2 separate regions of the Homo sapiens genome follow, and region 2 is linked to region 1. Evidence: read pairs that join two places in POLR2A ChIA-PET (ENCODE). Cell type or tissue: PC-3. All regions are shown on one strand.

Region 1 (2,500 bases):
CACCCATCATATCTCACTATGGCCTCAACCTCCTGGGCTCAAGTGATGCTCCTGCTTCAGCCTCCCAAGTAGCTGGGACTACAGGTGTGTGCCACTACACCTGGATAATTTTTAATTTTTTTTTTTTTTTTTGTAGAGACAGAATCTCACCATGTTGCCTCAGTTGGTCTCAGACTCCTGGACTCAAGCAATCCTCCCACCTCAGCCTCCCAAAGTGCTGGGATTACAGGCATAAGCCACAGTACCCAGCCTTAAGTTATTTCTGATTAAGGGTAATGGCATCAGCTTCTGTGTTCCATCACTATTTTATTCACCTTGACAAGTATTTTGAGCAAGGAGATGCCCACTTTATCAGTAAGAAATTAAGTGTAATTTTTAAATTTTGACATGTACCTTTATAATTTCTGCAAAAATAATTTTGGTCCTTCCTTCTTTGGCTTTTTCTGAATTGTTTTCTCACAAAACTCTTAGCTTTTTTTTTGCACCATCTAATGTATTTGAGCATCAAAAATTAAACTATGCTATTTAAGGTTTTACAAATAGTGTTTACTCAGATTGGGAAATAAACTTTTTTTAATGTGGTCACACTGATCAGAATTTTATATTTTGAAAACATAAAAGCTAAAAGATGGTTCTATGCAAAATAAATTTTAAAAACTGCAACTCTAAGGCAGTATTGCATCTTTCTTTTTAATAATTGGTCTTGCTTCACATCTTTGAAAAGCAAACAGGCCATTAAAGGCATGCCTGATGTGTTAGACACTTAACCAGGTTTACTACTGGACAGGGTGCAATTTTATTAATCTTTAAACACATTTTAATGAGCTATGGGTATAGTTTGTACTACTAAACTACCATGAATTGCTCACTCCCTGACTCACTTTAAAAATGAAAAACATGTGTCAGGTCAGAGATGAGCTGGAAATCCCATTTAATTATCAAAATAACAAGAATGAAAAGAGATCCATGTTGCCATTTAATCAAGTGAGCCTGCAGGCTTAGGTGCTAACATTATGAGCACCTATCTATAATGCCATTACTCAGACTGGCTAGAAATTAGATACGTCCCAGCCCTTCCAGCTGGAGCTTAAGAGAAGCATTGTTGGCATCCATGCAATTCTTGCAAGGGTCTTGAAAAGACAGCTAACGGGGGTCAGTTCATCAGGTCATGGAGATTTAAATCAGACAGTGTCCTGGAAATTTACAGGCCTGGGAGTGGGCAGAGTGAATTCTAGCCTAACTTCTGTTCCCAATCAGCCAGGGGCTCTTGGGAAAATCCTTTTGCCCTCTGGATCTTTTTGTAAAGTGGAGTGGCTTGACTAGTTTATTTCTGAAGCTCTTACCTTCTGTAACATTTCTTGTTAATTAAAAAGAATTGAGTTTTCATCTAATCTCACACAGAAATGTTTAGGATTCTACCTATTTAGTGACCCCTGACAAGGTTCATTACAATGATGCAAGGGTGTGAAAGGCTCCCCCCCTTTCCAAAATACCTTCTCCCTTGGATGCTCTGGTCTAACAAATTTTTCCTTTAGAGATAACATCCAAACCATAGCCCTCCCTAGGCATGTGAGGATAACTTGTCACTATTTTCTCAGACAAAATTTTTTACTGGATATTTTCGTTGAGGATAGAAAGGCAGTAAAAAAGTTCTATATACCAAGAGGATATTTAGTGCTGGAACCAAAGTGTCATTCCTTCTTTTTTTATTCTTACAAAATCAAACAACCATTTGTTTTTAAACCAGAGCATTTTATTCCTGAAACTGTATGCATGCGGCTTATGAAAATACTAAACAATCAGAACTTGCTCTTTTTTCTCTGTTCTATCTCTCAGGATCAGCAGCTCAAAAAAACAGGGGAAAGAGAGTAATGAAGATAAGACTTGGACCTTTCTAGAATGTCCGTTCCTGAGTGTGGCTAAACTTGTAAAGCAAATGGCTGTGGGAACCAATGCTGTGGTGTGAGGTTACTACAGGGCTTTTGCAGGGCAAAGAGAGGGCTTCTCTGATATCCTTTAAAACGAAGCACACTGAACTTGATCAGGGATGAACAGAGTATTTCTATTATTATTTTTTTTCCTGTTAGAGGTTCTCATTAGAAGAAAATACACCCCCCTGGGCCCTCTTTGAATTCCAAGAAGCTCCTATTCTTACCAGAATTAGAATGTAATAACTTTTTAGCTTAAAAGCTTGTCCTGGCTATTCCTCATAGCCTAATTTCTTAATCAAGTATATACTGTATGTCTCAGTATATACTACATGTACTATTACAATAGTATTTTTTTCCTTGAGAAAATTTAATTTAATTTAATAATTAATTTAATAGTCAGAGTACAGGTATGTAAGCTCTAGGGAACTTTGTTTCCCAATAGTAAAGGTAGAAGGGAAAATATTTATCACATGGTAAATGATGTAGAGAAAAGGATACAGGTCCTAAGTTAATATTTGATTATTAGCTATTATGATTATGATGGTCTTGGGTTATTATGTTTAGAAGAT
Region 2 (2,500 bases), 360 kb after region 1:
ATCTATGTGATTTGGACATTAGAATAAGTTTTTTTTGTTTTTATAGTTTGGATAGAAATCAACCCTGGTCTTAAGTACTTTTTACAAAACTATGCAATGTTCCATCCACATTTAGTATAATGTGAATTTGGCCAAGTTACAAATCCTGTTTGAACAGAAAGGAGTAACCACTGTGGGATTATCATGTCCAAATTTAAAGACAACACAGAATGTTTTATTTCTCAAATTTAGAAAATATGCATTACTGAAATTATTAGTGCCTAAAAATAATTATAATCATAATTTACTAATTCACATATATTATACCATTTAGAAAAACAAAGATTCAAAGAAAGCTTATAGCAATTAAGGCTCAAAAGTAGGAGTTCAGTTGCAGCCCAATATAAGTTTTCAAATTAAGAAGGGAATTTCCAAAGAGGATCTTTACCATAAAATAATAAGAGGAGAACAGATAAGAGACTTTATGTAATTTAGGTTTACTTTAAGGAATTATTTTTCAAGAATATGGCTTACCAGAATGTGTGACTGAGATGAGCTAAAAATCCATTATTAAAAACCTAATTTCTGAGTGTCTTTTAATGAACGGTTAGATTAAGAATGCTTTAAAAAAAAAGAATGCTTAACTTGGGGTCCACGTTCTGAGGGGCTTTATATGTGGGCTTCAGGGTCCTCAACTCTCCTGAAATGATATGCAAAGAGTATGTAAAACGGAAAATTTTCCAGGAAGAGGGCCTATAACTTGTATCATATTCTCAAAAGGGTCCATAATGATTCCTACGCTCTCCCCAAAATTACAAACTAGTAGAAAAATGACTTCATGGAGCTCTTTGTTAATAGCAGTAAGAATGAAGGGTACACATGTATTTCATCTTTTACTGCCAGGTACAATGAGTAGAAGTAATCCATCTAAGTGGATATGCAGAGCAAAAAGAAAAAAATTACAGAGGAAGTCCCCATGGACCTCTTCTTAAACATTAATAGCTAAATAAATTGCCACTTTTTGATATTATTACCTAACAAGTTTCCAGATTAGATTGGGGTACATAGCCAAGAAAATTATTGAGCTTTAACTTAGACAAAGATGATACACTCTCTTTTTAAGGATTATTTCAACGTTAAATCACTATGCAAGAAAAAAATTCCATTTTTGATAACATGAATCAGAAGATTTGAACCTGCAAATGAAATTAACTTAATCAGTGGCATTTGAAACTAAATTTTTTTATTGCCAAAACACTGTCATGAGCACTTCTGGTATCATTGTACTTTAGCAAGGTTATTGAAAGATTAAGTTTGATAGTTAGGTTTTATTATTTAAAAAGCTAAAGTTCTTGTTATGATGGCTTAGTTTTTATGTTACATATTTTGCTTTTAGATAAGTAGGTCATAAACTACATAAAATATCACTTATCAAAGTCTGTTTATGACCTCTTTTAAATCCAGAAATCATACTGCTGTCAATTCATTTTTAGCAGCAATCCTAAGTCAACATGAGTCTATGTATCTTGAGTAATCCTTGGCAGGGTGCAGAGCAGTAAATCATATTTTATTACTCAAGATGGCAGAAGCTAGAGCTATCTGAAACTTTTTATCACTTCTTCTTGTAAGGTCTCATTTGAAAATCTATGATCTAGAAGTTCTGAAGACATTTTAGGGTTAGTCCTTTGCCAGTATAATATTAGTAAAAAAAAGGTTGGTGTAACCCCTTCTACCCTCATCTTCCTCTCCCTCAGCCTTCCCCAACCACTCTAATTTTCATATCCAAAACTCTTTGCTTCTAGTCTTTACTCTTGAAGGACAGTCTGGCGGGCTGCAAAATGCGTGGCTTGCGTATACTTTTCATGGGTATCTTGTAGTTGATCCACATGCTCTGGTATTAAATGTTGTAATGGAAAGGTCTGATGCCAGCTTAACTCTCTTTCCTTTATAAATGAATTGATCTCATCTCGATGCCCAAAGAATTCTTTCCTTGTATTAAATTTTAATAATTCTAACAGTATATAGCTTAGCATTGACTGTTCTGGGTTAAATTGATCTGCATTATAGTGTTCTTTTTCAATGTATACATTTATTGAATTGTGTTTTGTAAATTTGTTGAATTGCATGGTAAGTTTTATTGAATTTTTTTTTTTTTTTTTTGGCTGGGCGTTGTGGCTCACGCTTCTAATCTTAGTACTTTAGGAGGCCGAGGCCAGTGGATCACCTGAGGTTGGGAGTTCAACACCAGCCTGGCCAACATGGTGAAACCCTGTCTCTACTAAAAATATAAAAAATTAGCTGGGTGCAGTGCTGCGCACCTGTAATCTCGGCTACTTTGGAGGCTGAGGCAGGAGAATTGCTTGAACCCAGGGGGCAGAGTTTGGGTGAGCCAAGATCGCGCCACTGCACTCCAGCCTGGGCTACAGAGCAAGACGTTATCTCAAAAAAAGAAAAAAAAAACATGATGTCAACATGGCTTATCATTGCTGATATCCTGACTGGGGTAGTGTTTGTCATGTTT

Evidence for each region. ChIA-PET counts read pairs that join two places held together with the same protein. Peaks named below come from ENCODE experiments on the same cell type or tissue, not always from the same donor. Only the 100,000 strongest peaks of a DNase experiment are listed, where the experiment ranks them.
Region 2: POLR2A ChIA-PET joins it to region 1 with 5 read pairs; 2 of 35 experiments call an interaction of 5 or more read pairs at or near these places.

Annotation. Positions count from the first base shown.
Region 1 is chr3:24,269,485-24,271,984 of GRCh38, forward strand. All of the region lies in intron 3 of THRB (thyroid hormone receptor beta), which reads right to left. Among named protein-coding and RNA genes, the nearest start is that of THRB-AS2, 120 kb to the left of the region's middle. In PC-3, no CTCF peak of the experiment used is centred here; no DNase peak of the experiment used is centred here.
Region 2 is chr3:24,627,244-24,629,743 of GRCh38, forward strand. No RefSeq gene overlaps it. Among named protein-coding and RNA genes, the nearest start is that of THRB, 130 kb to the left of the region's middle. In PC-3, no CTCF peak of the experiment used is centred here; a DNase peak (open chromatin) is centred at 1,518.